Regions from separate parts of the Homo sapiens genome. Here region 2 is linked to region 1. The links are chromatin contacts, found by Hi-C or POLR2A ChIA-PET in ENCODE. All regions are on one chromosome and are shown on one strand. The core of a region is the stretch at or near the end of the contact, and the rest is flanking DNA. Distances in the headings are between cores, read along the strand shown. Region 1 overlaps PRKCE (protein kinase C epsilon). Region 2 overlaps LOC101926974 (a long non-coding RNA gene).

What was found. A loop is a pair of places that touch in the nucleus more often than their neighbours do. ChIA-PET counts read pairs that join two places held with the same protein, here RNA polymerase II (POLR2A).
Region 2: a map of endometrial microvascular endothelial cells shows a loop between it and region 1 (4-fold over the local background). The contact joins two enhancer-like sites. A Hi-C loop is called at or near these places in 1 of 168 maps with a recorded cell type or tissue (endometrial microvascular endothelial cells). POLR2A ChIA-PET finds 5 or more read pairs at or near these places in 4 of 52 experiments (AG04450, GM12878, OCI-LY7 and 1 more).

The regions. Positions count from the first base shown.
Region 1 is chr2:46,162,543-46,167,755 of GRCh38, forward strand. All of the region lies in intron 14 of PRKCE (protein kinase C epsilon), which reads left to right. Among named protein-coding and RNA genes, the nearest start is that of EPAS1, 130 kb to the right of the region's middle. Within about 2 kb of position 2,534, at least 17 of the 41 ENCODE cell types and tissues checked have a DNase peak (open chromatin) inside an H3K27ac peak, as active enhancers do.
Region 2 is chr2:46,249,320-46,254,531 of GRCh38, forward strand. The region is part of intron 1 of LOC101926974 (a long non-coding RNA gene); the gene reads left to right. It overlaps LOC105374581 (a long non-coding RNA gene), which reads right to left. Exons shown (of 3, transcript XR_940052.3): 3 at 3,091-3,942. Among named protein-coding and RNA genes, the nearest start is that of EPAS1, 45 kb to the right of the region's middle. Within about 2 kb of position 3,357, at least 6 of the 41 ENCODE cell types and tissues checked have a DNase peak (open chromatin) inside an H3K27ac peak, as active enhancers do.

The sequences.
Region 1 (5,213 bases), core at 1,284-3,783:
GGGGGGCGGGGTCAGGGGAGAGGGTATTGATTAGGTAGGTTTGAATTCAGTTGGGAGGAGAGAATTAGAACATCTGGAAAAAGGAAGGCTAAAACGGAAAGCTGACGTTGTGTAAGAGGTGTTTCTGGCCACACTTTGAGCTGAGTAATGTTGATCCTTAGAGAGTTCTCAGCTGCAGGTCTTTCAAGACTTCTTCAAGTTATTTAAATGTCTGACATTTACAACCTTGGCACTAGAGATTTCTCTCAGGAGAAATACCAAAATTGGGGAAAAAAAATAAACGAGAGTGGTCCACATCTAGTTAGCAGGTTGGAAAAGTGACCCAAATCTGTCCCTAAATCAAAAGCTCTTTTCTGAAAAATGTCAATGGCACCAGCCCGAGTCATCCGTGGGCTTGTGTAGAAAAAGCAGAAATAAATAAAGCCCAAGGATTAAAGCCCATGGCAGTGATGCACATACTGCATTTCTCATCTCAGAAAGCCTCAAAAGACTAGTGGGAAAACTCACTTGAGGTTTTCATACGCCATCGCGCCCCTGTAACCAACTCAGGGTTGACCCCGGGGATGTGGGTGCCTGCCTAGCTCAGGTACCAGCAGTGAGGACAACTCTGTGCTGCATAAGCAGAGTCAGCCTTACCACAGGCAAAACAGATGGCCACCCACAGAGGCCACTGGAGAGCCATGGGGAAGTGGAGGGGCACCCCACAGAGGGCACTGAGAGACACAGGGAAGCTGAGGTGCATCCCCATAGAGGCCACTGAGAGCCATGGGGAAGCTGAGGTGCACCCCACAGAGGCCACTGAGAGCCACGGGGAAGTTGAGCTTCATCCCCACAGAGGCCACTGAGAGACACGGGGAAGCTGAGGCACTCCCCACAGAGGCCACTAAGAGACACAGGGAAGCTGAGGCACACCCCACAGAGGCCACTGAGAGACACGGGGAAGCTGAGCTTCATCCCCACAGAGGCCACTGAGAGACACGGGGAAGCTGAGGCACTCCCCACAGAGGCCACTAAGAGACACAGGGAAGCTGAGGCACACCCCACAGAGGCCACTGAGAGACACGGGGAAGCTGAGCTTCATCCCCACAGAGGCCACTGAGAGACACAGGGAAGCTGAGGCACACCCCACAGAGGCCACTGAGAGACACGGGGAAGCTGAGGCACACCCCAAAGAGGCCACTGAGAGACATGGGGAAGCTGAGGCGTACCCCACAGAGGCCACGGGAAAGGTGAGGTGCACACCACAGAGGCCACTGAGAGACATGGGGAAGCTGAGGCACACCCCACGGAGGCCACTGAGAGACACAGGGAAGCTGAGGTGCACCCCACAGAGGCCACGGGAAAGGTGAGGTGCACCCCACAGAGGCCACTGAGAGACACAGGGAAGCTGAGGCGCACCCCACAGAGGCCACTGAGAGACACGGGGAAGCTGAGGTGCACCCCACAGAGGTTGTGGTGAGGTGGCTTCTATTCAGGGGGCAGATTGCCATCACAAGACAGGATTTCCTTGGGCTTAAGGTATCAAATAACTTGAGGACATGTGAGATGCCTTCCTAGCAGAGCTGGGAAAGAAAGGGCTTTGACAGAGGGAAGAGGGAAAACTGGTTTAGATCCCGACATTGGGAAAAAACCTCCAAGTTACTGGATCACAAGCAGCCAGGGACAATGTGCAGTTGTTGGTCCTGGGTCTTTGACAGACTCCAGGTCAAAGGCAAGACACCGTGAGAAGGGAAAGGATCAAGTCTGTGAGCAAACACCATCAGCCTTGCAATTTGATGGTGGCCTCAAGGAGACATTGGGCGTGTGTTTAAACAAGCAAGGAAGGCAGCTGTACAAGTGCCCTAATCTGGTAAAACTGAATACCTCCAAGGTGACTCAGTCAAGTGCCTGAAGCCCCTGAGGGAGCTCCAGGTTTCCTCTGTCGTGTGTTACCTCCACTTGCTTCCAAGCCATGCCCTTTTGGCATCATACTAGAATGACACCAGTCTCCAGAAACCTGAATTACCCCACTCCTCAGCTGGCCATACTGAATCTGGGTGACCCGGGGCGGGGGGTGCCCTGCCTGTCTGATACAAGGAGGACCTGGTTTTGTCAGGTGGTTGGTGCTGGAGGTGAGGCTGGGAGAGGTCATGTCACTTACAAGAGCCAGGATGCAGTGGCATATTTTTGCAGAGCTCCTGACCCTCTCCACTCTCACTACAAGGACAGAGCCCCTTCGTGGAAGAACCTGCCAGGCACAACAAGGCTGTACTCTGCCCAGGCTGGCTCGCTAGAGGCTGGGGACCCCTGGGTCACCACCACAGAGGCCGAGGATGCAACAGCACAACAGCTTTCAGGCCTGACTTCCATTCCTGCACAGGAAGCCTCGCCCCTCTGAAGCTATCACCAAGGAGATTGTCCAGATTCATAGCTGGAATTTGGCCTCTGGTCAGGTTCCATCACATACCTCAGTTGGCTTCTATTCCCCCCAGGCTTTTGCCTTCTTGAGATGTCTGCTAAGCTGAGATTTCTGCTCCCCCGGCTCCTAAGCCTCCCTTGTCTAACCCCTGCCCTGACTCACCAGCTGTCACTAGTCCAACTGGGTTTCCTGACTACAGGCCAACATCCCTTTGTACTAACCCCCACCCAGTGCAGTTTTCAGTGGCCTCTGCTTCAGCGTGGAGACTTTCCTGTCTTTCGTTCTCTCAGCTCTCTTACGTACTCTCCCTCCTCCACTTTCCCTTTTGTATTCCTCTTGTTCACCCTCTGTCCACCCACATAATGAACTGAGTTTGTGCAAGTGATGTGCCATCAACACCAAACCAAAGACTTTGCACCATCATGTACTCAAGTCAATTTTCCGGGGGTGGCTTGCTTCAGAGCAAGGACACACAGTGGGGGGCTGTTTGGTGGCAAATACTCCAGCACTGAGGGGTTGGGGAGACAGGAAAGCCAGCAAGGCTGGAGCCAAAGCCTTCGATGCTGGAGAAAATCTCCAACCCTAGAATTCACTGGTCTATCCCATTGGGGATTTCATCCCAAGATGATGGCCTTGTCTAATTGCCAATAACAGTAGCACATTTCGCTTTTGTGTTACTGATGGGCTTGCCTTCTCTGGGGACTGGAGGGGCAGAGCGATGTGTTTGGTGTGGTTGAAGGGCATCATCTGACCTTGCAGATCTTGGGGATGTTCTGCTCACTCCTGGCTTCTCCGCTGTGTACCCATTCCTTCCCCTCAAAAGCGTTCAGCTCTGAGACTCTGGCTCCCAGGGCTTCAGCACTGGAATGGGGGGAAGCCAGCGTAGGAGGGAGAGATTTGCCTCCCCAGAAACCTAGTTGTCCTCAGTGAAAGCCAGAGGCAATGAGGGAAATGCTGGCCAAGTAAACTTCTCTTTGTGTACATGTTCTCTTTTTTCAAGTTTGCTTCAGTGTGAATGTCCCTCTTTAAGGTAAGGCCTCCAGAGTGGGGAGTCTCTCCAGGTAGGTGAGCCCTCAGGCCCGGTGACATAGAGGCCCCTCTCAACCTCATGATCCGTTTCCATCCAGCCATCCGCGCTGCATGGCGGGACCCCCGAGGGAGGCCTCTCCTGCATGCTCCTGCATGACTGGGCTGTGCTGAGAGAAAACCTGGGAAGTGGGCTCGAGACCCGCACACTTCACCAACTTAGCGACCTGAGGAGGAGCCCTGTTGAACAGGCAGCCCCTTCCCCTGAAGCCAGCCCACCTGCCTAGGGACCACCTGATAACATGGGTTGTGATGATGGAGGCCAGTCATGACACCATCCTCATCCTCTGTTCTGGCAGAGCTGGGGCAGGAGCAAGGCTGAGTTCTGCAGCCCCTCACGAGGACATCCCCCTGGACTGTGTCCACCACATCCAAGCGGCTTACCATCCAAGAGGCTACAAGAGCCCTCCAAGAGCCAGGACTCTGATCCAGGGCTGGAGGGCATGGGAAAAGTCCAGAAACCTGTTTTTGGTGGTTGACCCAGCGGGTGGCATGGTACAGTGGACAGGATACTGGCTTTGACTTCTGAGAGACTTGGGTTGGAAGAAAATTGCTCTCACAGGAAAGCCATGTGACACTCAGAATTCACCTCACCCCTGGACCTCTGGCTTCCTTGAGCCTCCTTATCTGTAAAATTGGGATACTATGATAATTCTTCACTCATGGAATTATTAACAGGAATAGCTGGGTACTGTGGTTCATACCTATAATTCCAGCACTTTGGGAGGCCAAGGCAGGCAGATCACTTGCACTCAGGAGTTCGAGACAAGCCTGGGCAACACGGTAAAACCCTGTCTCTACAAAAAATGCAAAAAGTAGCCAGGCGTGGTGGCATGCACTTGTAGTCCCAGCTACTTGGGAGGCTGGGGTGGGAGGATCGCTTGAGCTCAGGAGGTTGAGGCTGTAGTGAGCCATGTTCATGCCACTGCACTCCAGCCTGGGAGACAAAGGGAGATCCTGTCTCAAAAAGAATTATAAACAGGAATAGAATAAGTCTAAGCTACTTTGTGCACTGTAGATTCTCAATGAATTTTAATTCCTCTCTCTCCATTCACCACCCCTACCCTGGCCTTTGAACTTCTTCTCATCCCCAAACTCCAAGAATCAAGAGTTAAGAATTGCAGGAGGTTGGTGTGATGTTTGGAGGCTGGGCTTTGGAATCAGATGCAACCAGGTTCTAATTTGGGCTGTGGGATATTGGGAAAGTCACCACTTCTCTCTGAGCCTCGGTCTGCTGATCATAGCATGGGGGTTATAAATATCTACCACCTGGGGTTGCTGTGAAGCATCAACAAACCTAATTGCCTGAAATGAGTAGCACAGTGCCTGATACAGGTGAACACTTGGATGGTGTTGATGGTGTTGATGCTGTTGGTGAGGAGGACAACAGGAGCCTGAGGCCAAGGGAGGCTGGACTGGACAACACTCCTGTCCCAAAGGGGCTGACGGGCCAGGAGTTCAGATGAGGGGATGGCACCATCTAGCAAGGCACCAGCCATTACAGGGCAGAAAGCATCTGAAGGCAGGGAAGGAGCACAGTTCAGAATGCTGAGGCGCCTGCAGGGGCGTCATTCCAGCACAGCCACTGGTATGAGCTGGGGAGTGCCAAGGGGAGGGAGGTACTGCGAGGGTGACTCACCCCAGGTGCCAGCATTCCCAGCCCTTTTTGCCTCTTAGGATGGCACCCCAAGTTCTGCCACATTTTCTCAGCACCCCCCACCCCGCCCCC
Region 2 (5,212 bases), core at 2,107-4,606, 88 kb after region 1:
TTCACACATATTTTTTCCTAAGAATATTAAAGTTTTGTTCTTGACATTTAAGTCTAATCTATTTGTAGCTGTAAAAGGATCTAATTTAATCTATTTTTCTTTGAGTAACCATTTTCGCCCAGTTTCATTTATTGACTAATCCCTTTTGTCCCCACTGGTTGAATGTATGACATCTATTATTTACCACAGTTTCATGCTATATGAATCTGTTTCTGAATGCTCTGTTTTTTTGTTTGTTTGTTTGTTTGTTTTTGTTTTTGTTTTGAGAGGAGTATTGCTCTGTCACCCAGGCTGTAGCGCAGTGGCGCCATCTCAGCTCACTGCAACCTCCACCTCCTGGTCTGAACTCTTTGTTCTATCACATTGATCAATTTGTCTATACCTACACCTCCCTGGGATACCACATTGTTTTGACCACAAGAGCTTAAAAATAAGTCTTGATATGCAGTAAGGCAATTTCCTGCTCATCTTCAGAAGGGCCCTATTCTTGGCCCTTTGGTTTTTCAATTAAATTTTAGAATTGTTTTCTCATGTTCCATTTTTAAAAGCCTCCTAATGGATTTTCAATGGAATTGCATTTAATTTATAGATCATATTGGGAAGAATTGACATCTTTATGATAATCAGGTTGTCAGTTCATAAATTAAGTATTTTCCATCCATTTATGTATTTTAAGTATCTCTTAATAACATTCCCCTGTTCTTCAACATCACTTGTTAGATTTATGCCTGCATATTTTATATTCTTTAATGGACTACAGGCACCCACCACGACGCCTGGCTAATTTTTTGTATTTTTTTAATAGAGACAGGGTTTCACTGTGTTAGCCAGGATGGTCTCAATCTCCTGAGCTTGTGATCCGACTGCCTCGGCCTCCCAGAGTGCTGGGATTACAGGCGTGAGCCACCGCACCCGACCAACTTTTGAATATTAATTTTATATCCAGGCACCCTGATGAATTCTCTAGGCTTTTAGAATATTTGTCCTTGATTGTCTTAAATTTCACTGCATTATAGATAGGTATGAGTCTTCCCTTTTTTCTCCTCTTTGGTGCTCTTATAGGTCCTTTCAATCTGAGGTTGCTCGGTTTTTCTTTTTTAATTTCAGGAAATACATATCTATTATTTCATAAGGTATTTTATCCCTTTTTCTCTTTCTCATAATTCCTATTAAACAGACATTAGCATTTCCACCTCTCAAATTCATATCCCCTAACTTCCCTTGCATGTGTTCTAATTCTTTCCTTTTTCTCTTTGAGAGCTTTTTTCCATTTCAATTTTGGGCTTAGGAATTCATTTCTAGGTTGTAATCATCCTGCTATTTATCCATCTATTGTGTTCTTTAATCAGAGTACAAGCTCCTAACTAATACTTCTACTTGGTTCTTATATTACAAGCTTTTCAAATTGCCGGCCTATTTGGGCTGGGGGCTCATTTTCTCCTAAGGGTACTGGCTAATGTGTCAGGCAATAACTGTGTGGGGAGGGCCAGATTCTAGTCTGTGAAGATTTCAGAAGACTCAAGAGATGGCAATGAATAAACCTGAGGGTGGAGAGAGCTTCCAGCACCTGAAAACCACAGTCCGCACCCAGGCCCAGCTTATCTACCAGCTGCAGCACACACGGTGCCTAGGGTCCACAACATTTTTAAGCACCCACAGAAGTGTTTTATTTCTAGTTTATTTCACTAGCTGAAGAAAGAAATAAGTATAATAGTAATGAATATAGAACAATGAACGAATTCAGCCTGGATTTTTTCTTTTTTTTTTTTTTGAGATGGAGTCTTGCTCTGTTGTGCCCAGGCTGCGGTGCAGTAGCACAATCTCGGCTCGCTGCAACCTCCGCCTCCTGGGTTCAAGCAATTCTCCCATTTCATTATCCCAAGTAGCTGGGATTACAGGTGCCCACCACCACACCCAGCTAATTTTTTGTGTTTTTAGTAGAGATGGGTTTCACCATATTGGCCAGGCTGGTCTTGAACCCCCGATCTCAGGTGATCCACCCGCCTTGGCCTCCCAAAGTGCTGGGATTACAGGCGTGAGCCACCGCGCCCGGCCCAGCCTGGATTATTTTCATCTTTATATCAATGCAGCTATAAAATATGATTTTTAATATATTTTATGAGGGAAGGGTACACAGAACTCACTAAAGTCATAACACAGGTCTGTCCTCACTCCCATAAAACACAGTCAATCACTGCTCAATCTACAAAAGAACTGCCAGGCCACTTCTGGTCTTTTCTCCTCCTCCTCCCATGCCCCAGACTGAGAAGTGCATTAGGAGGAGACACTCCCTAGGGTGTAATTTCCAAGCCCTTAGGACTGGAAGGAGATGGAGTAGGAAAGGAGGCCAGTTGGTCCCTACATATTTTTGTCACTTCCTTTTGAGCGCAGGGCTCCTGCTCTGTCTGATTTTAGTTCTGAGGCACCAGAGGTATGAGGACAGCACCTGTCTGACCAGAGAAATGGTGGTAGAAAAGCAGGAGCAGAACTCCAGCAGTTCACTGCTCAGTTTAGCCTCCTAGGAAGTGCTAGAAGCCAGAACACGTCTAGCCCCAGGCCAGTCACTTCCCACACCACAAATCAAAACAGTTTCTGTCATGCTAGGGTGTCCTCACAGTTTTCTATCTCACATTTCTTCCTGGTTGATCGTGAGGGAAGAAAACCGGCAGATGTACTCCTTAAAGATGCAAATCTTATCTTGCCACTTACCTGGCTGAATAGCCTTTGGTGTTTCCCACTAGGCTTTCAGAGTCTTAATCTGATTCATTTAGGAGAAAGGAGAATTTATTATAACCTCCACTCCTACTAAGGTCCTCTCTGCTGCTTCTTCCCAACTCTCTTTCAAGAAGTATTAACTGGGAAGCTCAGCATTGAGAACTGCCGATTTGGTGCCATAGAGAAGTAGGCAGGCATGCCGTGCGTTAATGAATCATGTGCGTCCATGTGTCTTTCTGCATCCAGCTGAGGAGCAAGTTGACTTAGTAAATGAGTCCATATTTTACTGTACAAACCTGGCTGTATTAATTCCCCTCTACCTCTGATTTCTGCTATGCAATCCCAGCCAGAAGCTGGTGAGCTCACAAACTGGATTTGGGCCTGGGGGGAAGCAGGATATCTTATTCAGCTTAGCGTCTAAGCCTCAAGCTTCAACCCAACCGAAGACCTGCACTTGTGCAGCAATTGAGTGCAATTTCGATTCCTATTTGGCTCCTGTTCCTTCCAATGGGAACTTTGTGGGGCTGAGAGGAAGGGAGAAGAAATAATCTGCAGGACAGGAATCTGATTTTCCAGGATTCCTGACCACGTGCCATCAAATGCCAGCTGCACCTCTTCCCCTGTGATGGTGTAGCTTGTCCAGCCCCTCTGTGAACTGGCTCAGTCCCTATTGCTCCAGTCTTCTTGCCATTTCACCTCTGCCTGTGGCGTTTCTGACAGCTGGTCCTTCTTGTGTGTCCCCAGCATTTAACATGGTGTCTGGCACCTCCCATATATTTGTAGAATGGACATGTTAAATAGGCCTTGTCACCCCTGTTTCCTGGATGTAACTCAGAGAAACTCAGTAGTTTCCCCAAAGTCACACAGCTAGTAAGTGCTGGATCTGGAATCGACATCAGGCTGGCCTGGTTCCCAGTCCCTGCTCCTCTCTACAGGGCAAAGCAGAGAGCTGCTTTCCCTGGCATGGCCCCATTTGTATCCGGAGAGGGAAACTTCAGCTCACAGAGATTACATGCTCTGGTGCTGACAGCTTGTTCATCTCTTCCACTTATCTGCTGTCTATCTTTCTTACTAGTGAAGGTACTGGGGCATAGTTCTTATTAAATTAAGCGTAAGACAAAATCTTTTATTTAAAGCCATTTACCTGTCCATTTCCCCAGGGCAGCTCTTTATTAAGTGATTTCTCACATTTTCCGGATGACTCAGTCAGTGTGATGGGTGCTATGCCTGGAGAAGAGAGAGGGAGGACAGAGACAGGGGCAGAGAAAGCCAATAAAGCTGACTGAGTAGCTGGAAGGGAAAGCACAGTATCATGGCATAGGTGTAGAGAGAGTATTTGAAGCTTACTGTGAAGGCCGTCTGTCCCCACAGAGCTCTGGGAGCTACCCAAAATGTCCTCATCAGCAATTATGCCCTTCTGAGCCACTCCCTCTGAAGTACTGATTTCCCCCAGGAGGAAAAGCAGCTGCTGTTTGCCCTGTAAGGAGCCTCAGGGCAGAAGGCAGGTCTTGTGTTTCCAGAGGCCTGGGAAGCAAGGTGGAAAGGCCTAGAAAGGAGAGGGACTTGGGGGTAATGCTAGAAGCCAGACTTTATCCAGGGTAGAGTGTTGAGGGGGCTGGGCCCCTGTGAGAAAGAAAACCTCTCTAAGGTGAGAGTCGAGGCCTGAGAGTGACACGGCCCAAGGAACTGACACATGGCCGAGGTCTCATTGCCATTATTGTCAAGACTTTGAGAAATCCAGAGTAAACCAGTAAGGAGAATCTGTGAAAAGACGTGGCAACTGTGCTGGGATCCAAGACATTAAATTGGGTGTCCACCTGCTCTCAGGCTCGAAGGCCCTGCATGTGGAATGGAGTGTTAATCTGATGGTTCTCTCAGGCCCCCTCACGCCTAAGGGGGGGGGTCTTCGGCCTGGGTCAGAGCTTCCTGATGGTGCTGTCTGGACCTGACCTTTAAAGACACCTGCCATACCACCACGTGTGGAACATATGTGGGCTCATGAGGCTCAGACCCTGCCCTGAACCCCACTGTAGACAAAACATTTCTGATACTCCACAGGGCTGAGAGCAGGCTGGCTACCCAGGCAACCCGAAAAAATCCAGATCACTGGTCTTGGATCAGGATACCTGGACCCTAATACCAGCTTCCTGTGTGACCCTGGTCAAGTCTCTAAACTTTCTGGTCTCCAACTATAAAATGACGGAAATAATGTTTACCCCTTCTACCCCATGGGGGCTTGGAGATCCAAATGAGATCCGTCTGTGAAGGAGCTTAGAAGAATGTGAAGTTCTCCTGCAGAGGAAGGCAGATGACCAATACAGACATGGCTACGCAACCGTCAGCACAGATGCTCAGTGTTACCAACAAAAGTGGTTGTCTTTCTTGGAATTATTTTAGAAGTGGGTCACTTGCTTTAAAGAAAGAGATCATCATGGACTGGCCACACAGTCCATGACACAGCAGGTCAGAAAGGCTTCCTCCTACTGGGAAGTCTGGG